Linked DNA regions of Mus musculus: all the other regions are linked to region 7. Evidence: chromatin loops called from intact Hi-C (ENCODE). Cell type or tissue: heart. All regions are shown on one strand. Region 1 has its middle 5.1 kb from the start of Gm30078. Region 2 holds the start of Gm15408 (predicted gene 15408). Region 3 overlaps Uspl1 (ubiquitin specific peptidase like 1). Region 4 overlaps Hmgb1 (high mobility group box 1). Region 5 has its middle 3.5 kb from the start of Gm36405. Region 6 overlaps Alox5ap (arachidonate 5-lipoxygenase activating protein). Region 7 has its middle 12 kb from the start of Gm35704.

Region 1 (4,000 bases), 270 kb before region 7:
TACTGAGCCATCTCTCCAGCTCCTTTATGACCTCTTTTAAAGAAAATACTATTTTTTTATGTGTATGAGTGTTTGAGTGAATCCATGTCTCTGTACCATGTTCATGACTGGTCCCCTCATGAGGCTAGAAGAGAATGTTGGATCTCCTGGAATTGGAATTATGGATGGGTTTGAGCCACTGTGTAGGTGTTGGAAGCCAAAGCCCTGCTTCAGTAAGGACTCTTAACCACTAAGCCCTATCTGCACCCCTGAAACCTGTTAAGTTAAAAACACTAGGTAAATCTGTCAATCATAGTATACTACATTTATTTCATGAACTCCCTTCATCCTTCCTTTTGTGAGACAGAATTCTGTAGTCTAGGCTAGCTACCACTTCCCTTGCGATCCTCCTACCCCTATTCCATCAGCAGTAAGATTAAAGGCACTTGTCACCATACTTAGTTTTAATATTTTCTTTGAACTCTTTCTGACTTAGATATATTCAAGTGCTTACCCCCAAAGATGGAAGGAAAAAGATCCAAACCATACAGAGTCTGTGAGATCCTGCCTAGAAGTAATCGCCTCGCCTTCCATTCCCAACTCCCCAATCCAAACCCCACATACTGGCCTCTGGCTCTTCCTGAGACCTTTGCTCAGGAAGGGCGTTTCATTACGTGGATCCACAGAGACAGACCTGAGTCAAGAAGAGAGTGATATCTGAGGGTCAGCGGTGGGGACACCTGGAGCCCTTCTGATCCAGGTCCGTGCTTCTGTGGCCTTAGCCATGGGCAGCCCCAAGGCTACCAAAGCTATTCATACTATCACTTTCCCTAAAGGAGAACCTTTCACTGCTTAGTAAGAGAGCAAAGATCAGGCCTTGAATTAAAGAAAGAAAAAGTCTGTATTACGTTTCTTCATTCATACATGTGTGTGTACATGCATGCGGAGGTCAAGGAACAACTTGCACAAGTCAGTCCTCTTTCTTCCTGGGGGTCCCAGGGATCGAACTCCTGCCATCAGGCTTGGCAGCAAGCACCTCTATCCACAAGCCATCTTGCTGGTCCCAGGTCTTTCCTTCTTGAGAGTATTGATCTTAGGCTAAGTGGTGGGGCTGATTTCTAACATTTATTCCAAGGCCAGTGGTCATGAAATTTGGGTGAGGGACCTTAGCAAAAGTCCTCATAAAGTAGTAACCTAGGGTCGGGGAAGGGCTTCTGAGTAAAAGCATTCACTGAGTGAGTCTGACTCTGTCTTCAGTTCCTAGAACCCACAGTGCAAGGAAGCACTGACTCTTGCCCATTGTCCTCAGATCTGCACACAATGCACTGCTAAAGTTATATCAGCACACCTTTGAGGGCGAGCAAGGGATCTCGGGAGTGCGCAAGCGTGCGCGCACACAACACACACACACACACACACACCCCACACACACCCCTAACAAAGTTAAATTTTTATTTTTATTTTAATAAAACATAAAGTAATAATACATTTGTCAAAGTTCATTCTTTGTAATGTTGAAGAATCGCATCAAAAGATCAAACCAGCTTTCCTATCAAGAGGGCCCCACTGTGGCTTGACCCCCAAAAGGTCCCACAGGCTCCTGTTTTGCTTGTCTGGTCACTTAGCTCATGGCAGGCCATGTTGGGAGACTGTGGAAGTTTTGGGGGGCGGGATCTAGCCCCAGGAACTAGGCTCTGAGGTGCCAGCCTTCGAAGGGTCTGGCCTGTCTCCTGATCCCAGGATGCTTTCTGCTGCACAGCCTCTCAGGATGTGAGCAACTTCTGCCTCAGTTTCTCTAGTTGGGAACTCGGGGACTCTGCCAGGCCACCCACAGGCAGACAGAAGCACTGAACTGCTAGTCACAACAAAGCTGTCTTCCCTTGTTCCTATCAGGTATTTCAGTCAGGACCTAGTGCAGCACATGTTTTTTGTTGTTGTTGTTTTTTTTGTTTTGTTTTGTTTTGTTTTTTTTAGAATACATGACTGCTTATGTCCACATGATAACTTGCATACGATCAGCCACTGCAGTGGTTTTTATTGTTCGATTTTTGTTTTGTTTTTGTTTTTTTGTAATATACCCTGAGGTGTATACAATTCACCCGTCCATCGTCTAATGAGCTGATAAATAAAAATGTGATATATTAGTACAGTTGGAGGTTTGTTTGTTTGTTTTTTTAGCAGATTTAATTTTTGTGTGTCCCCACTCCCATCTTTTTAAAAAAAACTTTATGATGCTCAGGTGTTTTACCTACATGTATTTCTGTACAGCACATGTGTATCTGGTGCCCTCAGAGGCCAGAAGAGGGCATTGGATCCCCTGGAACTAGAGTTACAGATGGGTGTGAGCCATTATGTGGCTGGCAGGTCCCCAGGAAGGACAACAAATGTTCCTAGCCACTCCAAGTGGCCATGTCTTTTGATTTTTGAGACAGGGCTTTCAGGAAGGCCTGGTTGAACTTTAGCTCACTACGTAGAGCAGGCTGGCCTCAAATCACAGAGATCCATTTGCCTCTGCCTGCAGAATGCTGAGATTAAAAGTGTGAGCTACAGTGCCTGTGTTGTTTGTTTCTTCCCTGGGGGCTGAACCTAGGCCCTTCCAAGCGGAAGGAACAGACCTATCACTGAGCTTGTTCTCAGCCTCTTAAAAAAGTTGAGACAAATAGGTTATGCACACACACACACACACACACACACACACACACTGTCTTTAGACACACCAGAAGAGGGCACCCGATCTCATTCCAGATGGTTGTGAGTCACCATGTGGTTGATGGGATTTGAACTCAGGACCTCTGGAAGAGCAGTTGGTGCTCTTAACCACTGAGCCATCTCTCCAGCCTGTGGCCCATGCCTTTAATCCTAGCACCTAGGAATTCGAGGCCAGCCTGGTCTACAGACTGAGTTCCAGGACAGTCAGGGTTACCCTGTCTCAAAACTGTCCCTCTTCCCCCCACAAAAATTAGCTTGTTGAGACAAGGTTTCACATAGGAAGTTATTGAGGCCAGCCTTGCATTTACGAAACTCCTAACTCGCCCATCTGAGTAGCTGGGATTCTCGGCCTCTCCCATCAGGCTTGCCATAGTTATCTGGCAGTCAAACAGAACGAGGGCTGGAGACATGGCTCCGTCAGTAGAGCCTTGGTATGCAACGATGAAGGCCAGAGTTCTCCAGTGTAAAAAACTGGATCTGGTAGACTGTTTGCAATCCCAGTGCTGGGGACAGGGGGATGACTAGGGCTGGCTAGGCTAACTGGCCAAGCCTAATCAGTAAGCAAGGCTATTGAGAGTCCCTATCCTCAGAAGCAAGGACATTTCTGATGAACATCCAAGAGACCTTGGCCTTATATGTGCCCATGTGTACATACATACATACATACACACATGGTATGACCTCTGGCCTCTATGTGCACATGTACACACACACACACATACACATACACACACACACACACACACACACACACACACACACACAGAGAGAGAGAGAGAGAGAGAGAGAGAGAGAGAGGGAGAGAGAGAGGAGTGAAGTCTAATACAATCTAGAAGGATAAAATATCTTGTGTGAAAGAGGACAGACAGGGCACAAACCACACGATCACTTTGCTTTGGGATAATCACAGCAGCAAACCAGTGGTTGCCGGGTTCTTGGGGAAGGGGAGTGCCTGCTACTGGGTATGAAGTTCTCTTCTGGGAGACTTCTGGAAGAGTTCTAAAATTAGATTATCGTAATGGCTGCATAGCCTGTGACTCTGCCCCAGACCACAGAGCTGTACACTCTAAGTGGGTAAATTGTATGGCGTGTGAATTACATCTTGAGGAAGCTGTTCCTTAAAAAGGAATAAACAGGTCTCCTGAGTGTTTAAGCAGGCAGTCAAAGCTGGGACAGCAAGATCTCCTCTTGCCAGTTCTTCCAAAGCCCCCCTGTTCTCCTGGTATTTGACGCTGTGTGAAAAAAAAATGGCCCTCATCTGCATCAGGTTTAAATTTCACTATTGGAGTTCTGAGAGCTGTGCTTGATCTAT
Region 2 (4,000 bases), 330 kb before region 7:
CCTTCTTGCTTTGACTTCTAGTGGCTTCACTCGATCCCTCCATCTGTGGATGTCCTACCTGTAGTCACATTAAACTCACTCACAGCACCTAAAATAAAGCTAATTAAGCTCGTTAAGTTAATTGTGGTTTTTGTACTTTGGCACTCAGTGTGGCACAGATAGCGTATACTTAGCACACTCTTACACAAGCTGGTTCCCCTTCTCTACACCCAGGTGCGGTGACGGTACACTCTCCTGCTTCAGCCCAGCTTTTCCCTGGAGTCTGCCCACTAGTCCCCCTGCTTCCTTCTCTAATTCACAGGCTAGCAAACTTATCTCTTTGGGGTTTCAGATGTTTGAGACAGGGTCTAACAATGGAGCCCAGGCTGGCCTTGAACTTTCGATCCTCCTGCCTCAGCTTCCTGAATGCTGGGATTATAGGAATACCCCCCAGCCCTGCTGGTTGCCTCTCCAGCTGTCCGGTACCACTAAGCTACACCCAGCCCCTTGTCACGTTTGACAGAACATCAGAACCACCTGCAGGAACTCCCTGGGTTTCACACTTAGCCTTTAGAAGGGCGGGACCTACTGAGCAGACGCAAGCTCAGTGCAGAGTCAATGGTCTTCCCATCAGTGCCTTGATATCCCCACTTCTAACAAGTTCCCAGCAGCTGGGAGAAGAACAACAGCCCACATACTAACTTCTGGCTCTCCACTTACTTTCTGACCTGCAGAGAATAGCCCAGGCTATCCTACCCATCCACCTAGACAGTAGGTGGCACCTTAACGTCCCTGCTAGAAGAACCTGCTCATTTGCCAGCCTTGCAAGAACGCAAATCTCTTCCTTCCTTAAAGGGACAAGCCCCAAACCAGCAGCTCTAGATAGATGGCCGGTGTCTCCCAGCCTTAAGGGAGCTGCTCTTCCAGCCCTGGGTGACAATGAAAGTGGGTAATTATAAAGCTGAGGCTAGACCCGCATTCGCCCAGGCAAGTAGTAAATTATATGTGATGTGTTTGTGCTGAATTGTAGTAGCCTCTGTGAACGGCACTGCTACCACACACTAGCTTTTCAGCGAACAATCCTGCTGACTGGGAACCTTTTAAAAAAAACGACCAGCGATGGCGGAGGAACAAGCTTGTGTTCTCTGCTATTACAAGTCAAAACAGAAAGCACAGGGAAGGATCTAATGAGCCAGGAAAGGGGACTCCACTCATTTAGTAGAGCTAAAATTAATGAATTCACTGAGCGGTATATAGAGACGGCACACCAGACCCTTTTAACAGTAGGCATGGGGGGAGGGGTGCAGGCTGACTAAAGATGTTACCCAGGGCCAAAGCCAGAAGACCTGGGGGCTCCCCTAGACATGCCTGGTGGAGAAGTTTTGGAAGATCTTTCAAAGAAGGAGACCGTGCTGTGCCCATTGCAGCCGAATCAAGAACTGGCTTGCACAGGCAAACCACGTGCAGGCGCCCTGGCCCAGGGCCAGTTTCTGTCTGGCTTGCAGGAAGCCGGCTCGGGTGAGCCGCACTTCGGCCATCCGCCGGCAGGTGTCGCTTTCCTGGCCTCTGAATCCACTGTGAGTTCAGCAAATGGAGGCGCTTGGAAAAGGCTGGGACGCAGGCAGAGGAACGGATTTCCTGGCCTACGAACACCCTGGCTCTTGTTTCGCGGGTGGGGTGGGGGTGGGGTGCTTTTTTTTCTTAAAGCAAATACGTACAGGTCATTTACTGGGTGTCAGGCCCTGCAGGAGTGATTGAGTGGGTGAGCAGGAACTCCAGGTCCTGTCCGGGTCACTCTGACCTCAATAGCAGTGAGGGATTTTTTAAGGCAGCAACAGGATTTCTGGTGTCCAGTGCTTGAAAACTCAAGGGAAGAAAGCCCCCAGCTCTCAAACCAAGCAAGGATCTTTGTCTCTAGGTAAGAGGGGCTTTGCATTTCTTTAAACCCTCTTCCTTCCTTAACAGTGAGTTTTAAAATCCTTGCTGAGGACTGAGTTAGCCACCCCGTGTGCTGGGGATACAGTAGACACAATGAGTCTTTAAGACCTTGGCTCCCAAAGCAGACGAACCCGTAAGCAAGCAAGTATATGCTAACCTAATGTTGGTCTGGTAGGATTAACCCCACCCATCGCAGTGCATACGAGGGAAGCAGGTGTCTAGGGTGAGACTGGAACTCACCCTAAGTACTTAAGTGATACCCAGGGACAGAAGTGATAGAGACATTCCAACCCCTGAGCACTGAGCCTATTTCCACACAAACCCATCCCTGGACTGCTCCTAGGAACCACTGTCTACTATATAGTTAAATTCCCTTCTGTGAAACTGTATCCTAGATTCTGGCTGAAGTTAGGAACTAGGGTCCTATGTAGCCCAGGTTTTAGTTATCTGTTGCTTGGTTTCGGACTGGTGTGTGTGGTTTGGGGGTTGGTTTTTTTTTTCTTTGTATTTTTAAAATGTTTTAAAAATTCAGAATTCCAGGAAAGACTTTTTTTTTTTCCTCACTAGGCTAACAGAACATGTGGTTCCAACATCTGGGGTTTGTAGCCTGCAAAAATCTAATCATGAAGACAGAGAGATTGTCACAAATTCCCATAACGCACTTTGGGTATCTCGGCTCTTGGCCTGTTTGGAGCAGGTAGGGATGAGAGCTAAAAGCTGCCTAGCTCCTCTCAAGGTTGGTGTTTGGCCCCTTTTGTCTAGATGGGGAAAAAGAGTTCTTCATAAGCACTCTTATCTCTACCTGTTTTATCTGATAAACAAAACAATACAGGCCAGCAAGACAGCTCTGGCTCCACAGGTAAAGGTGTTTCCTGCCAAACCTAATGACGCGAACCCACAGGGTAAAAAGAGAGAACTTAATCCTACAAGCTGTGTCCTCTGAGCTACACACACACACATACACACAAGCTACACACACACACATACACACAAGCTACACATACACATACAATAAACAAATAAATAAATGTTTTAAAAGCATACAAAGCCCTGTATTGGATGTTCTCTGAACTGTGTTTTTGTTAGTACCCTTTCCAAAAAGAAAAGAGTTCTGTCTCATTGAAAAAACTCTATCCTACTACACATCTGTAACCCCACCCCTGCCAGAGGCTGGGGCAGGAGGATTGCAAAGCCATGTTGTCCCTGCTTGGATCCGGAAGCTTCTAGAAACCAGGTAGCTGCCTTGGGGTGGCAAGGTCCTCGCTGTTCTTGCCCCATCATTGCCCCCCTAAACAAATGCATTGGGATGGTTTAATAGTAATCTATTAAACCCTATCATATTAAACTTGTTAAATTGTTCCTGTCTCTTAAAGGAATTTAGAGCTGGGTATGATGGCATATTCCTGAAATCCGGGCGGGAAGGTCACCAGTTCCAAATCAGCCTGGCGACCATACACAGTAAGACCCTCCCGGACCTCAGGCTGCGCAACTTTTAAATAGATGATATAATATTCTCTTTATATCAGCCACTGACTTTTAGCATGTGTGGTAGTTTGAATGAGAAATGTCCCCCACAGGCTACTGTGTTTGAGCACTGGGACCCCGATAGGTGGCTCTGTCTGAGGCTGTGGCACTTTTTCTGGAGGACGTTTGTCACTGAGGGTAGAGGGGCTTTCAGCGTTTATAGACTTGCTTCAATTCGTGTTTGCTCTGTTTGTTCCACATTTGCTATGGAACATATGATCTCTCAGTCTCCTGCTGATTCTACAGTTTGAGAGTACCTGGCTGACATGTGTGTGTGTGTGTGTGTGTGTGTGTGTGTGTGTGTGTGTTTGTGTGTTGATCAATCCCCCCTCCAGGCTTCCCTCACCATTATGGCCTCTCCTCCTAGAACCATAAGCCAAATAAGCTTTCTTCAGTAAGTTGCTTTGGTAGTGCTCTTGACCCCTGAACCATCTCTACAGTCCTGAAATACTTTTGTAATGGTGAATCGATTTGGGGCTATTCTTAGACATTAGCGTTGCCTGTTGGCAATCAAGATCGCAAGCTGTGTGAGGACAGGAGCCATGTTTGTCTCCACCTC
Region 3 (4,000 bases), 130 kb before region 7:
TGTTCCTGTGAATTATAAATTGTTCGCCTTCCTAGTTACTATTTAGTTACAGCAGAGTTGGAATTTAAAGTCTGGTGACTTAATCACAGATGTGTAGTAAATGTCCACAACTCATTTAGATGCCATTTCTGGAGGCTGATTTCTATCTTTCTTTGTAAGAAAGATGTTCTGACTTACATTTGTATATAAAAATAGCAGTGGCTGGATGTGTTGGTGTACATCTTTAATCCTAGAATTTGGAAAGCAGAGGCAGGTGGATCTCTGTGATTTCAAGGCCAGCCTGGTCTCTATAGTGAGTTCCAGGACAGCCAGGGCTTCTTAGTGAGACCCTGTCTCTTCACCTCCCCAAATATAAATATACATATGGGAATATATTGCAAAGAACTATTAAAATAGCCTTTGTAATTGCAGGTGTTGGGTAATTGTACTGGCTAGTTTTGTGTCAACTTGACACAGCTGGAGTTATCACAGAGAAAGGAGCTTCAGTTGAGGAAATGCCTCCATGAGATCCAACTGTAAGGCATTTTCTTAATTAGTGATCAAGGGGGAAATTTCGGCCCCTTGTGGGTGGTGCCATCTCTGGGTTGGTAGTCTTGGGTTCTATAAGAGAGCAGGCTGAGCAAGCCAGGGGAGGCAAGCTAGTAAGGAACATCCCTCCATGGCCTCTCCATCAGCTCCTGCTTCCTGACCTGCCTGAGTTCCAGTCCTGACTTCCTTTGGTGATGAACAGCAGTGTGGAAGTGTAAGCTGAATAAACCCTTTCCTCCCCAACTTGCTTCTTGGTCATGATGTTTGTGCAGGAATAGAGACCCTGACTAAGAAAGTAATGAAACCTGCTATCTGTCCTGTTATCACAACAGTTGCTGGCTATGTTGTAGGCAGCTGTAGTTCCAGGATAGAGAAGGACAGCACCCTGAGAAGAAGGTCTCGGGAGGAGGTGGGACACACTGTCTCCTGGGCCTTGTAAGCTCCCTTGAGGATGAGAAGGAAAGGAACCAATGGGGTGGGGCTCTCAGGAGGTGCTCGCCTATTAAACTGCCTTCTTGAAAGGTATCAGTCATGGTTCCATCTTTGTTTTAAGGACAGCAAAATGTCTCCCATCTCTAGTTTTAAAGTGGCAGCAGTTTAATCATGCAAGGACTGGACTAACAGTTGAGACGAGTGCGGGAGTTAGAACTGATCCTTTACTCTTGCATAGCAAACCTGCTCCAAACAGAAGTCGTGTCTGAACGCTTGTGACCAACTCTGATGTGACTCTAAACTTTTCCTTTCCATGGTTTTTGTTGTAGTTTAACAGTGTTACAGTTCTGAGGACTTTCTCCTGAGGACAGTATGGGTCTCACATGTGGCATTCTTGCCATTCTTGCCTTATGTTTTCAGAACATTTCAGAAATAAGAGACTAGCATGGGAACTGAGTTTATGTTGGTGTGTTGACACAACCTTCCTCCAGGCCTACCCTGACTGGCTGACTCTGCCAGTCTGTGTTCACACATGTGTGGAGGGAGACTGGACCATATGGATTTCCTTTGTTCTTGCAGGTCCTGACTGTTAATCGTTCTTCTTTTCTTTTCTCTTTTGCAGGTGACATGGAAAGTCCTGTGTTTGCACTTCCTGTACTGTTAAAGCTTGAACCCCATGTTGAAAGCCTCTTTACATATTCTTTTTCTTGGAATTTTGAATGTTCCCATTGTGGACACCAGTACCAAAACAGGTCAGTGTTGATTGCTAATGGATTCTTTGTGCTATAATGGTTTTCAACAGTGTACTTTAATAGGTTTTGCACATACATTACACTGTGTCTCAACACTTCCACAGCAGTTTACCCTCCACCCCCTTGGATGGAGACAAGGTTGCAATAGCTCAGGGAGAACTTGGCTGTGTAGCCCGGGTTGGCCCAGACTATAGGTTTTCTGCCTCAGGAAGCATCATGTATCAGCATTTCTTGGACCCCAACACACATTTGATCCTTTTCTAAGAGGGTCTATCTAGCTCAGTAGCTGGGGCTGACCTCAGAGTGCCACTTTCTTGCTCAGCCCTCTGAGTCCTGACAATGGAGGCATGGATCACTGCGATGTCTGCTGTGAGAATGTCTCACTAGTGAGGTTAAAGGGACAGTTTGTGACACAAGAGGCTAGAGTCAACTTGTTGGTCTAAATTAACTTAAAAAAAAAATCTATGGCTTGAAGAATAGCTAAAAGGAGTTGTTAATTTATTTACTGGGAAGTTAGGAACAGATGAGATTAGCACCCTTCACTCTCTGGAAGGTTCTTAGCAGGGCGTCTGCTCTGAAGTCCTTGGCAGTGTTTTGCCCTCTGTTAGAGACAAGGCTTTTGTTTGCTTTAGGCCTCCATCATGGATTTGCTCTTAGTGTATGGTGGCATTTATAGTGTTCAGGAGAGCGGTCAGAGAGGCTGGGTACTTGTCTGCCTCGCCGGTCATTGCTCAGTATTAGCAGGAATCAGGCTGCCCAGTGCAGCTCACCCACCAGCAAGCCTCAACAGTCAGCAGGTAAATGATGAGGAGCGAGCGAGCGGTGCATAGCGAGTCCGTGGGATCTGGACAGCAGGCAGAGCCGAGCCTGGGAGAGAGCTGTAGAGGAGACTCACACTAGGACTTGAAATACTTGTCTACGCCAAGGAGGATTCTGCTCCCAGATTTCCATTGATTTGTACAAGGGGTCAGGTTTTCTGTTCATAGTAACGAGTCAGTAGGAGATCAGGAGACCTCTAGTGTCGTTTCTTGCCTCTGTGATTCCCTGTGCTAAACTCCCTAATCACTACGTGTGTTTTTAATAATATAAACAGGGCTGATGGTTAGAATCAGCTTAATTACAGCTTTTCTAGAATTCACAGGCTAGTGGTTTGACAGCTTTTCATTGAGTGGGTTGTGTGTGCCAGGAGTCACCTAGCCACTGAGAGTGATTTCTGTTGTGGCAATTCAGATGACTGGCTGCTTAGGAAAGTAGTTATGAACTCACTGGCGAGGCCAGTGACTCAGCACTCTGATCTTTCGGCAGCTCTGTGCATAAGAAGGAAAGTGGGCTCTAGCAGTGTTCGCACAGAGCTCAGAAAGCACCCAGGGGAAACCGGCAGCCACTTTGGTTTGCATCTTGTCTTTATTTCTTTAAAACCTGAAACTTCTTTAAACATTCTTTAATCTTTCATTCTAAAAAAAAAAAAAGCAATTTCAGAGTCAAAGCTAAGACAGGATGGCCTTTAATCAGTGTACGTTGGGGTTACAACAACTGGCTTCCTTCTCCTCTGACAGAAGCTAGTCAACTAGTCCTTTCATTTTAGTGCCTCTGGGTTTTGTGCCAGTATAAGGACTTGTATTAGGTTCCGTAGTTATATTTTTGGAGAGCATAAAAAAGCCTGGCCTTTGGAGGCTGGTGGTCCTGATTCAGACCCAGTTTATCTGCCACTCGTTGTTGTATGAAGGCCATGGCACTTGACACGGGAGAGTTGTTTGTCGGGGGAGTGTAATGTGATACTTGCTTTAATGAAAATGTTTTTACTAGAGTTGATGCAACTAAGATTTAGTATACTTGGCTGACGGTTGAAGATGGCTTTTAACTGTCGCCGTTTTCCAAGTGATTGCCCCCACCCCCAGCCCCCCAGCAGATGAAAAGTTTAAGTTTGTATCTGTTTGAAGACAGTACTCTCTTTGTTGTCAGTGATGCTAAGCCACTTTGCATCACAACTCAGCCTGAGTCAGACAGCCTGAGAGTAACAATGTTCACCCAGAGCCTCTGATGGCTCCTCACTAGGTAGCTGCCAGTACATTGGGTATGGAAGCTGGGGACTGATTCTACAATGTGCTAAGTGGAGACCAGGGGTGGCCCTGAAATAACCAGTGTGCTCAGCAGGGCATCAGCAGTGATTCTCTGGAGCATTAGTGGAGGGAAGCTCTGCTGGTCACCCTTCTGTGCATGTCAGTTGGTGTGGAGGCTCCAGTGTCTCTTCCGTGGCAGGGGAGGGCATGGCTGTGCTGATATGGGCG
Region 4 (4,000 bases), 290 kb before region 7:
CGCTATTTAAAACACTGGCACTTTAAGAGAACGATAATCTCAAAAAAAAATCCACAAAATTGCCAAATTGTTCCCTAAACTAAGCAGATTAAACCTGATTAATGAATGAGTTTGGGTTTTATAAAGAAAAAGCAAATGTATTGGACAAATGGTACTAATATGCAAAGTTTATCCTCTTGTATCTGATTCATAAAGGGACAAACCACAGTATAGGAAAATATACCCTTCATTTTAAATGTGGCATAATTTTAAAAGCTGGCTCAAGTAATTAAAAATACCTTTAAACAGTCAAGTTTCCTGAGCAATCCATATCTAGATAGAAGGGCAAAGGCTTTACAGCCAGCGTTCTTGTGATAGCCTTCGCTGGGACTAAGGTCAACAAATAGTACAGCAGTCTTGTATTTTAAGCTCACACTTTTGGGGATACATTCTCAGGTCTTCTTTAGTAGGGGAAACTGCAAAATATAACTGTCATTACACAGTAATGGCGGTTAAAGGAGAGTCCTCGTGTAAGGATTAGAAGGTACTTTTCTATCAGTCCTTCAAGGACAGACGTTCAGATTGCTTGATCCTAATAGTCCCACGGTGTGACAGTATTGATCACTCCTTGCTTTGCCAAGTAGGTTATATAATATCTCTTATCCAACTATCACGATTTAGGAGATTCTTCAACTATGGATGAAAATGTTACCCTACCACAATGGCAGGGCATGTGGACAAAAGCTCTCTTCCAGCTAACTAGATGAAAGATAACACACTAATAATCCATGTGACCCAAAATGGGCAAAGCAAAAGACTAGCTTCCCCTTGAGAAGAAAACTTTCAGACCTATGAAAAGGACAACAATACTAATAAAAAAAATTGTATTTACTTAGAAGCATTCAGAATGTCAACAAAACAGCCGCAATTTTTTTTTTGCAATTACAGAGTGGTATTCAGTTAACAGAACAACAATTATCTTCGTATAAGCTGCATCAGAGACAACTGAAGATGAAAAAAATAAAACCCAAAAAGAAAACCAAAAGAAAAAAAAAAAAAAACAAAAAACCAAACTACTGTCCCCATATATAACTAATTTGTGCTGTGCACCAACAAGAACCTGCTTTAAATTTCCATGCCAATTTACAACCCCCAGACTGTACCAGGCAAGGTTAGTGGCTATTGAAAATACCACCAGGACAGGGCTATCTAAAGACACATTCGGTAGTGTGTTAACTATACAAAAAAAGACACTGTACAGTTTAAAAACAAATCTTACACAGCCTTACATTTCAATTTTTTTCTTTAAAAGGAGTGAGTTGTGTACAGGGGGGTTAAATGCTTTATAGACAAGAAAAAAAAACTGCGCTAGAACCAACTTATTCATCATCATCATCTTCTTCTTCATCTTCGTCTTCCTCTTCTTCCTCCTCTTCCTCATCCTCTTCATCCTCCTCATCATCTTCCTCTTCCTTCTTTTTCTTGCTCTTTTCAGCCTTGACCACCCCCTTTTTCGCTGCATCAGGTTTTCCTTTAGCTCTGTAGGCAGCAATATCCTTCCAAAACAAGGAGAGGAGAATGAAACAAAGACAAAAAATAAAACTTCACAAAGTCTCCACAACACACAGGCCCATTGTACCTTCCCAAATAATTAGACCAAGGGAAAAGGCAACATAAAAATGAACAATTTGCAATCTACAACTCATGAAATGTCAGACTAATATTTGTGTTGTTATGCCTCACTGAAGTGCAATTATATACCACATCCTAATTCTAGTTTATGAGGACTAGAAGGCAGACTGATCAAAGAGTAATACTGCCACCTTCTGAACACAAAACAGCATTCTACAGGTTCACAGCCAGAGTTTAATCCACAGAAGAAAACTGGGGGGAGGTTGGGGGTGTGTATCTAAAAAAATAGACATTTTCAGAAAAAATTACCTCAACAAAAATTAGCTTTTAGGTATTTTAATTTATGTATACGAATTACAATTTTCCTCCATTCTAATGACAGTTACCTTGGCAAGCTTAAAGTTTAAGCAATTTTATTTTAATCCAAAGTGAACATATAATAATTTGCACATAGGCAGTACAGTTACTTTGCCCAATCTATTTTTGTAGTGTATGCACATAACCATTTAGAAACCATTCTCACCAAAAGTAGCTACAAATTTCCCCCAAATTTGGATACATACTAAGAAATACAACTAAAACAGCTTAAAGGCCTTAGCTCAAATCAGATTATAGGAAAACTGAACACACTATTGGCCGTTCCTGTATGAAAACAACGAAGCCTGCAAACAAAGAGGAAATAAGACGAGTTATCAAGTATAATCCCCTAACACTGGGTATCCTGTCATCCTCCTTACCTTCTCATACTTCTCCTTCAGCTTGGCAGCTTTCTTCTCATAGGGCTGCTTGTCATCTGCTGCAGTGTTGTTCCACATCTCTCCTAGTTTCTTTGCAACATCACCAATGGATAAGCCAGGATGCTCGCCTTTGATTTTGGGGCGGTACTCAGAACAGAACAAGAAGAAGGCCGAACTAAAACCAGAAATGTACTTTTAGGATTTTAACAAACTAAACACTCAACTCTGTACTGCTCTGCAGTGTTTAAGTAATTCATACCATAGTATGGGTAGGGTGTAAACATTCAGACATATATACAGATGCAAAACATTCTAAATTAGTTTTGAGCAATTTCTAAAGATACAAAAAGAACCAAAAATCGTAGTGATATACTGTGCAAAGGAGTGAGTTTCTCAGTTCAAATGCCTTCACTAATAATACCACCTATCTTAAGTTACATTGACCCCTCAAATACACGACCCAAGCCATTCTCAGCTAAGAAACCAAACACTAGGCACTCGACGTGGCTCAATCAATTCCTACCTACTCTAAACAACTCAAAATAAAAGCTCATAAGCTCATACTCACGGAGGCCTCTTGGGTGCATTGGGGTCCTTGAACTTCTTTTTGGTCTCCCCTTTGGGGGGGATGTAGGTTTTCATTTCTCTTTCATAACGAGCCTTGTCAGCCTTTGCCATATCTTCAAATTTCCCCTTTTCTTTAGCAGACATGGTCTAGAAAGAATTATTTGTAAACTTGACATAGAGATGTTCAATATGCCAGCCTAAAGCACTTTAATAGTCATATAGTAAGGAGAACACCCAGCCCGTTCATCCTAATTTACAACTCAGAGGCACTCAGCATCTCTAAAGCCCTCTTACCTTCCACCTCTCTGAGCACTTCTTGGAGAACTCTGAGAAGTTGACAGAAGCATCCGGGTGCTTCTTCTTGTGCTCCTCCCGGCAAGTTTGCACAAAGAATGCATATGAGGACATTTTGCCTCTCGGCTTTTTAGGATCTCCTTTGCCCATGTTTAGTTGATTTTCTAAAATAAAGCATTAGACGTTAGTAACGAAAACTGTGAAACAGACAAGCTTCAAACTGCTCAGGGTGGCATGACAAACCAAAGTTTGTGTTATTTAACACAATGATGACGACAATCTCCCATAAAAGCTAGGCAGAACACTGCAAACCATAGCCAATTCCTAGAAGCGGTTAAGCCACAGAGATGAGGGCATAGGACACAGGGAAGAGGGGGGAAAAAAAACGGTCTTCAAAGTGTGATCTCAAGAGTAGGCACAGGTACACTCAAGCATTCGCTGTCAGTGTCTGTTCTGTATGCCTAACTGCTCGTTGAAACCATGTCTAAATCTTTTTTTCAAATTGTTTAAACCAACAAAACAAACATTAAAAAAAAAAAAAAAGATAGAAAAATCCACCCTGTCCATTAGTGAATTTTGCAGGGTACAAGGAATGATCCAGTAGACCTTAAGAGAATTACAGGCCTAGGAGAGCAGGGGGAGGGGACGAAAAGCAAAAACAATAAGTGCCCCTCGTGCACCTAAAGTTTACCCAGCTCTTAGAGCACGCCGTGTTCGCATCAAACTTTGCTCGGGCGGGCGGGCGGAGGCGGCGCTGGGCCGGGGCCCGGAGAGGCCGCAGTTTCCTATCG
Region 5 (4,000 bases), 520 kb before region 7:
AAGATGAATCCAGCTGGTGGGAAACACACCAAACCAGCATGGCAAGTCAGCATGACACCAGAACCCCGGTGCCCATTCAAGTATTTAGGGCTGATCAGAGAACTACAGATTTGCAGGAGGCACTCAGCACCTGACTTCCCTGGCCAGTGGCTGGAAGCTGCCTGTCCGGGTGCCCTCAGTTCATCCTTGGGCTTAAAAGTCGGCTGCATGGCTGAGCCCAAGGTCAGAAAAGGAGGGGCTCTTAGGCTCCAGGATACATCAAATAAGGATACATTAAATAAGAATACATTTAATAAGGATACATTTAATAAAAATACCTTAAGTAAGGCTTTGACTCCTGAACTAATAGGATGGGGAATTTGGGGAGGGAGCCATGCTACAGGAATTTGAAGGTTACAACTCTCTGGAGTACCAGCCTAGGGGGAGGAATTCTTTTGCAATCAGAGGCTTGGGGGGGGGGGGTACCCTTTGTATCAAACTGATGTGCCAGCCGTTCATTGCTTGGCTGATATTCATTTCTGCAGAATTGTAAAATAGAGACTGTTTTTGTGTTCCTACTCTCTCAAATTTATTATTACAGAGTGAGGGGTCTTGTTTCTCACACTAAAGATGCTGAAGCAAGAGGGTCTTGAAATTGGGACCAGCCTGGGCTACAAAAAGAGATGCCCACGCCCCCAGGGATGAGAAAGCACAGAGGGTGGGAGTCAGTAAAAACAGCCCAGGGGCAAAAAGAATGCTACCCTAGGCCAGGCTGACTCCAAGATTAGATTGGCTCAGGTGGGGCAGGTCGGGCAGGGCGAGGCCGGGCAGTTGTGGAAGCTGGATGACCCTTCCAGGGAAGCAATTCTGAGCTGCTCCTAAGCCACTCGGATAACCACCCAGAAAGCACGAGTCTTAGAGCATCCACAGCAGACCATCCAGGCCACCAGTCCAACAAAATCACAGGCGGGGTTGGTCCGAAGCTGGGCAAGCATTGCAACCCAACAGTCCTTGAGAAGGCTGCTGCAGAACAGGCCACGGAGGGCCAGGAGGCAAGCCAACCCACAGGTTCAGTGTCCAGTGACAACGTACATGGCCCACGTTGGAGGGCAGCACGGAGGAAGTGACGCTGTGACTTCAAGACCCTTGAGATGGATCAGATCTTTTGGTGTGAAGGAGGGCTGAGGGGGGCAGAGACAAAGGAAGGTACCCAGAGCTGCACCCCTGTGACCCTCTGTCCTCAGACAGGCACTCTGCTCATCCTAGATGGGGGAGGATCCTCCTGATACCCTCCGCGAGGGACTGAGGCTGCCTGCTTCCAGGGAGACGCTGCTGCCAGTTCCAGGTAGCCTCCCTCGGTCTGCCACACGCCTCCGGAGAGCAAGCGGACGCCCTAGAATCACACGAGATCAGATGTTGGGAGTGACCTTCGGAGAAGAGCCACCCAAGATGACTTAAGAGACCTGAGAGGCTCTGGATTGGACCATTTCCCCCTAAGCCCTACAGTATAAACTCTTGGCCTCTAGGTGGCGCTGTTGGTTGGACTGAAAACTTCAAGAGCTGGATTCAAGTGGGGATTAGGTCGTTAGAGGTGAACCTTTCTTTAATGGTAGTTATAGGACCTCGTCTCCTCTTCTCTCCCCTCTCCCTCTCCCCACCCTCTTTTCCTCTCTCTCCTTCCTGGCTTATGACTTACATTTTGTTTTGCTACATGCCGCTGACATGCTACACTGTGCTCTCCAGCTCCTGGTCTTACACACGAATCTCCAGAACCATAAGCCAAAATAACCCTTTCTCTTTCTAAGTTAGGAGCCTCAGGTCTTCCATCATAGCAATATAAAGCCTACAAATACAAGACTCACTAAATCAGCATTGACTGGGTAACCTTTGAGTCAGAGGACCAACCCTGTTGTTGCTGGACTCTATCTACTGAAGCCCGGGACACCTGTAACCTCCAAGGGATGTGGGCTCTAGCTAGCTCCCTGTAGGCAAGCCTCCTGCCTTCCCTCCCCTCCACAGCCTTCTGTGCTCAGCGAAACCTCATCTCCTCACTCATCCATCTCTCCCGCTGTGACACCAATTCATCTCACGAAGGTGCCAGGTAGCTGGCTCCAAAGTCTCCCTTCAACTTCATTAAAAAGTAATTAAATTTTTAAAAGCCGTTGTTCAGTTGTGGAAGGGCTGACCTGGTTAGGAGATGTCGAGCCAGCAAATGACAGCTATGTCAACCGGCTCTCTTCCTTCTTTTCCCCAGACCCCTCCCTCCGTAAAGCAACCACAAACCCAGATGGCATTTTCACACAGCGTCCACCAGATCAGGACCCGTGCCAAACACTGGATATGCCGGCTCCTGACGTCTCCTCTAAAGACCCTGGGAAGTGGGTAAATACCCTGACAGCCTTTTTTTTTTTTTTTTTAGAAGTAACAGGCTTCGGAATTTTAGTGAGTTGGTAAAATATCTTCTAGAAACTTCATCTGCTAATTCCAGCCCTACAAGCCAGAGAAACTTCCCTCACCTCAGGCCTCTGGACAGTCTAGGACATGTGCTCCCAATCCCCCTCCTGAGCTGCCACTGCCCCCGCCCCGCCCCACCCCTGGCACACAGAGAAACCAAAGCCTTATTCAGCAACAAGGCAAAGTGGACATAAGTCCAAGCCACTTCCAGACCCTCAGATGCTGTGTTTTCCCTGTCTCTGCCCCAGCCAGGGGATGGCAGAAGCTGGGACAGCAGTGAATGAATCCTGTGAGGACCTTGAGGGCCACCACTTTGTAGGAGACAATGTGAAGGCCAGAAAGAGAAGCAGAAGTTCCGACTGTATCCCACAACGAAGCTGTTTGCCTTGTTTGATTCCCAAGGGCCCTCAGGCCTCATGTTTGTTTTTGATCTGTCCTTCTCACCAAAAGATGTCCGAGCGTGTTTGACTCTGGGATAAGATAAACACAGGGTTAGGGTTTTACTGCTGTGAACAGACACCATGACCAAGGCTACTCTTACAAGGACAACATTTAATTGAGGCTGGCTTTCAGGTTCAGAGATTCAGTCCATTATTATCAAGGCAGGAACATGGCAGCATCCAGGCGGGCATGGTGCAGGAACTGCTGAGAGTTCTACATCTTCTTCTGAAGGCTGCTAGAAGAATATTGGCTTCCAGGCAGCTAGGGTGAGGGTCTTAAAGCTCACACCCACAGTGACACACCTACTCCAATAGGACCATACCTTCTAATAGTGCCACTCCCTGGGCCGAACTTATACAAACCATCACAGTGAGCCCTGAACATTCTGTTGTTTCAAAAAGCAGGTGATGCAGGAATTAAGTGGGATGTGTCAGAAATGTGGAGACACCAGCTCAGAGGGGCTGAGACTGACCTACAGACCATCTACCAGTCAGTAGCTGATAATGAGCTGGACTTTTAAATGCCCACAGGTCTATGAAAAGTGAAGGGATTGTATTTTACAGCCACCACCATCAGTGACTCAGTCAAGGATTGTCAGAGGATGCAGGGGCTGTCGCTGAAGGCTGTTGGGGAACAGGAAGCACATGAGATTTTAAAGTGGATCCCCCAGCTTTGGATGAAACGTCTCTCCCAATGGTTCACCTTCTGGAAGTTAGTTCGTGGTGTCCTGGTATTGACGACCTTGAAGAGATAGGGCCTTGTAGGAAGTGAATAGGTCATGGGGCCATAGCAGTCTTGGGGACTAGCATCCATCTTTGAGGGAGTAAGGCAGGTCTCATGAAACTAGAGTTTCATGTTACAAAATAAACATGGCGCCTCCACTTGGTCTTTCTCCCCCACTTGCTTCCCTTGTCTGCAGTGAATATCCAGTCTCTGAAACCCTCATTAGAAACTGACCAGACCCTGATCTTGAACTTCATCACCCTACCCCATCTATGAGCCAAAACAAACATCTTTTCTTCATAAAGCGTCTAGCCTCAGGTAATTTGTTACAGTATCTAGCATATATCTGGATTCAGAAAAAGATTCAGGCTGGGACTACCACCCATTTCTCATTACCTCTACA
Region 6 (4,000 bases), 62 kb before region 7:
GCGGAGGCTCTGAGCAAGTCCCCTGCCCTCTTGCCTTGACTTTTGAATAGAAGAGCTGTTGGGAGACACATGAGTGGCTCTGGAAAGAGGTTTGTGGAGTTCTACTTGGCTTGCAAACCTGAAGTGACATGAATCAAACATGATTGTCCTTTAAGTCATCTTGGGGTCAGCTAGGCATACCTGCCGTTAGTCAGAAGGACAGGCTCCCCGCTTTGATAGAGGGCTACCTTGAGAGTGGGTGTCAGTTCCAACCTCAGGAGTGAATTTGATTCTTCCTAAGGTACTTTCAAGGGGGGAAATCATGGCCACCGACAATTGGACCAAACTCAGAGAGTTTCTCTAGGAAACTCAGAAAGCCCTTGAGGCCCCTTCCAGATGTGTGAGCAGCCAGTGGGGCTCCCACTCAGCTACCCTTTGCTCCCTGTGGACTGAAGGGATTGAGGGATGAGGATGAGACAGAGCTCTCAGGCGAGCATGACTTCTCATAGAGACTCTCTCTGTGAGGTGTAGGGCATGTGTACATCCCAGGTAGGGTCTTCTCCATTGAGGTTCCCCAGCTGGGGCTCCTTTTGTCCTTAAGCTTATAAATTGATGCACGCCTCATCTGGAACACTCACAACCATCCTAGGAACCTCTTCAGATCATCCCTGGATGTTCACTTTCCATCCCACCTGCCCACTCTTCCTTAGCAGATACTCCTACCAGCTTAAGGGCATCCTTTGCTGCAGGGTCCACAGGGAGATTTCTTTGTTACCATCTAGAGCTTGGCTTCCCTAATTGTCAATGTCAATCTAAGGCATTCAAAGACTTTAAGAGGCATTATAAATCCATCCGAAGAAGAAGAAGAAGAAGAGGGAGATGACTATGTAGGTTGTCACCAATGTATTTGCATCATCCTTCTGTGGAGATAACACAAAAGGGTCCCTGGGAAATGTCATGAGCGGGAGATATGAAGATATCTCTGATCAGGGTTGGGGACAAAATTGCTCAAAGAAAACCACCACAGACTCCAGCAGCGGGGGGTGAGTAGTGTCCCTCTGTGCAGATGATTACTTTCTCACAGTGACCCTGAGATTTTATGGACTCCACCCCTCCACCCGCCTGTGTGTTGTCCCCACTCCCCACCCCCTGCCCACATGCACATTCTTAGAAGCTGAGTTTCCACCATACTGGCAATGGGCAGTGAATGAAGCAACCCTGGGTGATCTTTCCTTTCCTTTCCTTTCCTTTCCTTTCCTTTCCTTTCCTTTCCTTTCCTTTCCTTTCCTTTCCTTTCCTTTCCTTTCCTCTCCTTTCCTCTCCTCTCCTCTCCTCTCCTCTCCTCTCCTCTCCTCTCCTCTCCTCTCCTCTCCTCTCCTCTCCTCTCCTCTCCTCTCCTCTCCTCTCCTCTCCTCTCCTCTCCTCTCTCTCTCCCCCTTTCTTTCTTTCTTTCTTTCTTTCTTTCTTTCTTTCTTTCTTTCTTTCTTTCTTTCTTTCTTTCTTTCTTTCTTTCTTTCTTTCCACATAGTTTCTCTGTGTAGGCCAGGCTAACCTCAGATGTGTGGTCCTCTTGCCTGTGCCTTACTCAGCCCTGGGATTCCAGATGTGTATCACTTATGCCAGGTTGTCGCTATCTCACGTCTGTCACTTGCCCCCAGGAGAGAAAAAAACTTTGTTTCTACAAACCCAGGGTTCCTCTGGCTGCTGGCCTCCAAATTGCAGAAGTATCTAAGGCTGGTGGTTGAGCTGCATGGCCTGTGGGAGTGGTTTAGAAATTCTATGATGGTGTGGGGGTTCCAAGGGTAAGAAGATGTGCTAGGTTAGCGCTGAGTGATTGTTGTGTTTCGGGGAACTGACCATGAGGACTTTGTAACTGTCCTCAAACTCACAGAGATCTGCCTGCCTCTGCCTCCCCAGTGTTGGGATTAAAGGCGTGTGCCACCACTGCCTGGCTTGTAGCCCAGTTTTCAAAATCCACGAGTCTTCATCACTCAGCCTTGTGAGGTGAAGGAGAATAAGCAGATAGGGAAGTCGTGTGTGGAGAGGTTGGCGAAGGGAAGAGAGTTTTCGATCAGATAGGGATTGCTCAGACACTGCTGTGGTTCTGTTGAGGACCGCTTCCTCCTTCAGTCGACAAGCACTTGGCCACGCCCATGGAGGCTGCGCAAGAGGCTGGAGATCTGTGTAGCCGGATACTGGCTGTCTGCCTATGCCTGGAGAACACCAGGAAGGCGGTGATGATATTCTAACAGAAAGCCACAGCAACAGTCTTTCCTCCAGGGCCCTCTAGAAGAGTCAAGAAGAGGTGGAGGAACAACAACAACAAAAAGGATTATTTAAATAGTCAATTATTTTTATTTTATGTTCATGAATGCCTTGCCTGCATGCATGTCTGTGCACCATGTGTGTGCAGTGCCTATGCAGACCACAAGAGGGAGTCAGCTCACTGGATCTGAACTTATCAGAGGCTTGTAAGCCTCACGTAGGTGCTGGGACCTAAACCTAGGTCCTCTGCAAGAGCAGCCAGTGCTCTTAACCCCTAAGACATTTCCTTATCCCAAAAGCATGCATTTAATCCTACTATTTAAAACTTAAGATGTGAAGTTGTACCTGTTCTTACAGAATGACAGTACTGTACACAACTTACCCCACAAACATATCTGTCATAAGCTGTAAAACCCAGATTTTGGTAGGATCATGAATATTTTGAAATCTTGGCTATGAAAGTCAAGTGATATCTACTGATGAACATAAAAGCCCAAGGTGTGTTATTTTTAGCATGAGCTATGACCTTCACGGGATATAGCTAGCTTGAGAGGCCGGGCTTAACAGATGCCCTAGCCAACATCAGTGCAGTTCAGCAGGTCAGACACCCTTGACTAACAGCCTGTCTGACCACCTGTCTTGCTCTAGGCTGGACCTTGACTCTTTCAGTGCAGAGAATGTAGTTCAGTGCCTCTGGTCTTGGCACATAAGCTCAGCTAGTGAGCCTGTGTCAAAGTTTGGTTAGTTGACGGCAGGCTCTTCCTTGTGAGTATGGATAAGTGTAGGTGTGAGCTGAGACAGGTGTTCAGAGATGTGTAATTCCCTGAAGTGTGTTCCGAGATTCCAAGTTCATGGGTCATTAACCAATGTTACAGCAGGAAGGAAGTGCTTCCTGTGGTACCCGAGACGCTCCAACATGCTAAAGACCGTCTACCTCACCACGAGGGGGTGTCATAATTAACCACAGTGGCTCCCCCTTCCTCCTCACTTTTTTTGTCAGTACACAGTCTGAGAAACGTCACGCTAATGTCACAATACTCCAGCCCCTCTTGGTGTCCACTGGGAGCTCACTTTTCAAGCAGGGTGTAGTAATGAAAAGGGTATAGTAATTTTAAGTCTGCAAGGAGCCTATTGGCTGGTGTCGATAGTATGTCAACGGTGTCCTGGTATTTCGTTACCTTAACTTAATCCAAACAAACTAACAGAATTTTAAATTGTTCCTCTATTATATTTACAAAGGTTGGGGGGGGGGGAGGAAAGAGAAGGTAGCCTCGGTCTCTCTACAAAACAGGCAGATCCTGGCACTTCAGCTTGAATACAGCGTGGCGATTTACCGCAAGACCAGCTGAGCAGATCCTGGTTAGGCCTCGAAGCGAGAGTCGAGATGGGTTTGCCAGTTTTGTTTTGAAGAAGAATAGGAAAGATACAAATCTATTCAAACGGAAAAGAAATGTAATAGTAATATTTGGGGGGAAGTTTCATTCAGATATACCAGCTCTACACAGAACATGTTTCATTTGGAAGAAGGTGACAAAAATACAGGCAGGACAGTGGAGAGCCTACTCTAGTCACTGGGTGTTTCTCTCTAAGGTACAGACTCTTGGGCAGCTAGGGACCCCCTTCCTTTCATTACCTAGCCAAAATGACCACTTCAAGGGCTATAGAGATGACTCAAGCAATAAGTGCTTGCCGTGGGCTGAAGTTCAATCCTCAGCCATCACGTGAATGGACAAGCAAAGAAAAGAGAAGAAAGCCA
Region 7 (4,000 bases):
AGGACACACCTCCGGTGACCTCACTTCCTCCCACCAGACTCAGTAGATCAGCATCTCTCCACAGACAGACCCAAGCCTAGCAGCCATGCCTTTTACATAAGAGTTTTTGTGAGTCAATTAAGATCCAAACTGTCACACGGCTACTTAAACCTCCCGATGCACCAAATTTAAACGTGTGAATCTCTTCTCCCCAGCCAGCTACCTAAATCCTCCGAGGGAAATTAGAAGACACATCCTGCCTTTTGAAAATCAGGAAATGAGGGCTCTGTGTATCACACGCAAAATTCAAACTGTGTAGAAGACCTCACCACTCGGAGCCGCCCAAATGAGCGGCAACTCTTAGGAGAGGCGTTATAGAAAATGTCACCGCTTGGGAAGTCTGGCAGAAAATTTAGAAATTTTTTTCCTGGGGAGGTAACCTAAGGACACAGAGAAAAGGTCTCCAGAGCCTCTTTTGCTTTGTGTATGTTCTGTTCTGTTCTGGAAAGGACTTGAGGTAGCTTATTAAAGGGACGCACAACAGAAGTTGAAAGTACAGTAAAAAGGAAGGGCCTGTGTTTCACAGCAGGAGCCGGGAGGGGGTACCGGTAATGGAAGATCCACGTGTGGACTCAGACATGTCCTTCCAGTGGGCCACCAGCCCTGGGAGCTATCGGAACAAGGGAAACGGATGAGCAAGTGATATAAAGGGAGATCGGTTGCTCAGGAGAGCAGTATTTTTGGAGGCCAGGAAACAGGCCTCTCTCCTGCAGGCCCCCTCCACCATCTGTGTAACGTAGGAAAGCCACAATCCTAATAGCATCCTGCATCTGCTGCGGCCTCCCGTAGCTCTGAGATACAACCGTGGGCCCAGCTCAGTCTGTTCCCGAACACCCTGTATAAGGCACATGGTTCTATTTTTACTTTATTGTCTTATTTTATGCGTGTGGATGTTTGGCCTGCGGATGTGGTGTATGGTGTCTGCACCGCCTACGTGCAGTGTCCACAGAGGCCAGAAGAAGGCACTAGATCTCCTGGGACTGTAGTTACAGATGGTTTTGAGCTAACATGCCGGTGATGGGAATTGAACTTGGGTCCTATGGAGGAGGTGCAAACCTTTCAGAATCTGCTTTATGGACCAAGAAAAGAAGAGCTGTCTCTCTCCCTTTTTATTCTGTTCACATAACTCACATTTTGACAAGTGTGAGCCTCCATGTGAGACTGAGAAACGAAGCCACCACCGGAGGAGTTTGGCTGGCCATGTGCTGAGTAGCGGCATAGCGATGGCATCTCCTTTCTTCTTGTCGGTTCTGGGGGCAGCACACCCAGGACCAGGCGGGATACTCACTACCGCCGAGCATCGCCCTAGCCCTTCACACCACTCCTGCTTAAACCTCCAGCATCTCTGATCTACGTAAACTTGAGACCCATAGCAAGATCCACATATAGCCGGGAGGGCAGCAGGGTGGGTGGTTTATCTGTGTGCCAAAGTCCCTCTGTATCCGGCTGGCTCTTACTTTGCCAGGTGGTGCTGGGGAAATGTTCTCACGCTTGAGGATAAGCAAACCTGAAACATTTGGTGGGAGGCTGCGGCTTTCCCTGCCTTGAGGTCCTTAGGGAGCAGCTTGCTCATTAAAGGGTAAGGCTCCATCACACAGTGCTCCGGGGTTGGCAGGGCGGATGCGCCATCTAGTGGCCACTCCCAGAATACCCACATGCGGCTCTCTTGCCGCTCTAATGACCTGAGGGCATGTCCAGTACTGGAGCAAAAAGGTTAATTAGGGAGCTGGGGCATCTCTGTTCTCTGTGTCCAGCCCGACTAATCGTTCTGTGAGGATGGTTTTTAGGGTCTATGTGAATGAGGCACATTTAGGCAAGAAACTCAGGTAATTGGTAGGTTACAAACTGCCATGTGGTGTCCTCATGATCTCATAGTCCCTGCGTTGCCTCTTCTGGCCTCGATCCCCTTGATGCTGCTTTGCCTACAGTCCACTTCTGCTCTGCAGGCTCCTGTCATGATCTTTTCCCTATCAAGTAGAGGACCCGCTAACATGGATAAGGGCACCTTTTCTGAGCAGGGAGTGGGAGGACTGATCTGCGGAGGTGGGTGGTGGCTGCCCAGGCCTTGCTTTGGGCACAGGATTCCCATTTCGGGAAGTACACGATGCCCAGTAACAAGACATTGAGCTAGATGTGGTTCCTCAGTCTGAGGAAGTCTCAGGGTTCAATCTAGGAAGTACCCATAGTAGTTATCCAGTATAAGTAGCCAGATAGGACTCGGCTATCCTCAGAGGAGGGAGAGGCCTCAGGGCTCAGGATGTCTGCTCATCACAGGGACCTTTGATGGGTGGTGTGTGTGCTTCTGAGATCCTGGATTGGGTGGCTAGCTTCTCCTCTGTCCTCCAGGGAAGTTACTCAGCCACGTGCCTCTCCTGCCATCTTAGAGTCTCCCCAGGAGATCTCAATGTGACATAGTTAGCAGCGGGAACCAGCTAGCCAGCTGGGGACCAGCTATCAAGGTGTGGTAATGGGTGGGGGTGTCTTTCCATACATATCATATCACAAGAGTGCGGGCTTCATGGCTGCCCCATGAAGCCTTTCTGTCAGGTTAGACCCTCTGACTAGAGAGAGGCGAGGAGTATAGAGTCTCCGGGTATAGGTGTGAGGAGGTAGATGATGGATAGCAACAGAGATTTGAGAATTGGGGATAGGGGTCTCCATTAACCTCTACTTCAAATCTGTCCTCCATCCCAGCATCTCATGAATTCATGACTGCTCAAGGAAACCCAATTGCTGGCTCCGTTCAGTATGCTGGAAGGTGCTATGTGCAGGCTGCCTGCTAGACACCACATCACCGTGGCACAGTGGACGCTTGGAGGATGGGGCAACTCTGTGTTGGTCACCCTGGGGGTATCAGTAGCGGGGGTGTCTCCCACCACCCATCTGGCAGAGGCTAGAGGGTACCGTGTCACCTGGAGACTGTCACGGCTCCCACAGTCATTCCGACCCCTCTGCGGGGAGTGGCTTTGAATGTGGGCATCGCCTAACCATGTCCAACTGGGAGAAAGCAGACAGCCTCTCTGCTGTGGAAATTCTTTAGTGCTAAAATAGCCTGAATTGGCTTATAAGGGTTAGACGTGTAGAGACCAGAGCTGGCAAAACTTAGTTATGCAGAAAAGAGAAGCAAGATTAAGGGCATATGGTGACATTCCCCAACCTTCATGAATGCAGACTGATTTAATCCACAGACAACTTCACACCCTAGGTATTATGTTTATTCTCATAGGAAATGATGCACAGACGTATTTAGCCACCCTACAGAGTTACACAACAACAAGGAGGCAGAACTGGGGCTATGATCCCAGGCAGGACAGCAGGAAGATCTGTGTCTGTGCTCGGAAATGGCCGAGGCAGCGTGGGAGCGCTCAGGGTTCATCCCCAGAATCTCTTTCTGTTATCGGTGCGATCTCACACGAGCTTCGGTTTCTTTAGTTGAGTGTGAAAGAGATCCACTCTATCTTACCAGGACACAGAGGGTTTACATGAGCTGATATTGTCTCCGGTTTTGCTGGCAAGCCAAAATCCACTCACCCGGACCTGGACTCTATGTGGCTTCTTTAAATAAACTGCTGCACGGACCAGCAGCTCAATGGATGAAGCCTCATCCGGCTTTAGACAGGAGCCCTGTATCCAGTTTGTGGCGCCATGGAAAACCCGTGAGACTTTTTTGCTTGTCGCTGCCTTGCCAGCTCAGCCCAAACCCTTCTGGTGAGGCAGGCTGCTGCTGTTCTCTTTGCTGAGGGTGAGGGGTGGGGTTGTGGCTGGCAGCCTGTTGGGCCTGCGCAGTCCTGCCAGGGTCTCACCATAAGCTCTTGATATCAGCAGAGGCCGTGGGCCTGGCAGGGGAAGGCTGGAGCCATCCTGTCCAGCCAAACACCAGGTCTCTGGAAAATAGTGGAGAGCAGGAAGCAGGCCTGTGTGGGAGAGGATGCGCGGCAGCCTGGGTACCACTCACTTCTTG

What was found. A loop is a pair of places that touch in the nucleus more often than their neighbours do. Peaks named below come from ENCODE experiments on the same cell type or tissue, not always from the same donor. Only the 100,000 strongest peaks of a DNase experiment are listed, where the experiment ranks them.
Region 1: a loop joins it to region 7, with 6 times the contacts of the local background. A loop is called at or near these places in 8 of 42 quality-filtered maps.
Region 2: a loop joins it to region 7, with 6 times the contacts of the local background. A loop is called at or near these places in 3 of 42 quality-filtered maps.
Region 3: a loop joins it to region 7, with 2.7 times the contacts of the local background. A loop is called at or near these places in 4 of 42 quality-filtered maps.
Region 4: a loop joins it to region 7, with 4 times the contacts of the local background. A loop is called at or near these places in 8 of 42 quality-filtered maps.
Region 5: a loop joins it to region 7, with 9 times the contacts of the local background. A loop is called at or near these places in 20 of 42 quality-filtered maps.
Region 6: it touches region 7 in a loop (3-fold over the local background); 9 of 42 quality-filtered maps call a loop at or near these places.

The regions. Positions count from the first base shown.
Region 1 is chr5:149,060,709-149,064,708 of GRCm38, forward strand. No RefSeq gene overlaps it. Among named protein-coding and RNA genes, the nearest start is that of Gm30078, 5.1 kb to the right of the region's middle. In heart, a CTCF peak has its summit at 2,273 (motif pointing right); no DNase peak of the experiment used is centred here; H3K27ac peaks cover 755 bases.
Region 2 is chr5:149,005,402-149,009,401 of GRCm38, forward strand. The region is part of intron 1 of Gm15411 (a long non-coding RNA gene); the gene reads right to left. It overlaps Gm15408 (predicted gene 15408), which reads left to right and starts at 1,561. Exons shown (of 4, transcript NR_040429.1): 1 at 1,561-1,897; 2 at 2,485-2,614. In heart, a CTCF peak has its summit at 1,517; DNase peaks (open chromatin) are centred at 1,520 and 2,070; H3K4me3 peaks cover 1,376 bases; H3K27ac peaks cover 2,678 bases.
Region 3 is chr5:149,200,178-149,204,177 of GRCm38, forward strand. Uspl1 (ubiquitin specific peptidase like 1) reads left to right here. Exons shown (of 9, transcript NM_001115149.1): 6 at 1,583-1,712. Among named protein-coding and RNA genes, the nearest start is that of Uspl1, 18 kb to the left of the region's middle. In heart, no CTCF peak of the experiment used is centred here; no DNase peak of the experiment used is centred here.
Region 4 is chr5:149,047,379-149,051,378 of GRCm38, forward strand. It overlaps Hmgb1 (high mobility group box 1), which reads right to left. Exons shown (of 5, transcript NM_010439.4): 2 at 3,210-3,373; 3 at 2,917-3,062; 4 at 2,349-2,523; 5 at 1-1,535. The coding sequence starts at 3,359. The coding sequence ends at 1,359. Among named protein-coding and RNA genes, the nearest start is that of Hmgb1, 3.7 kb to the right of the region's middle. In heart, a CTCF peak has its summit at 1,798 (motif pointing left); no DNase peak of the experiment used is centred here; H3K4me3 peaks cover 1,297 bases; H3K27ac peaks cover 609 bases.
Region 5 is chr5:148,810,747-148,814,746 of GRCm38, forward strand. No RefSeq gene overlaps it. Among named protein-coding and RNA genes, the nearest start is that of Gm36405, 3.5 kb to the left of the region's middle. In heart, a CTCF peak has its summit at 1,505 (motif pointing right); no DNase peak of the experiment used is centred here; H3K27ac peaks cover 330 bases; H3K27me3 peaks cover 634 bases.
Region 6 is chr5:149,272,889-149,276,888 of GRCm38, forward strand. The region is part of intron 2 of Alox5ap (arachidonate 5-lipoxygenase activating protein); the gene reads left to right. Among named protein-coding and RNA genes, the nearest start is that of Alox5ap, 9.9 kb to the left of the region's middle. In heart, a CTCF peak has its summit at 2,403 (motif pointing right); a DNase peak (open chromatin) is centred at 2,123.
Region 7 is chr5:149,334,397-149,338,396 of GRCm38, forward strand. No RefSeq gene overlaps it. Among named protein-coding and RNA genes, the nearest start is that of Gm35704, 12 kb to the right of the region's middle. In heart, no CTCF peak of the experiment used is centred here; a DNase peak (open chromatin) is centred at 1,595; H3K27ac peaks cover 623 bases.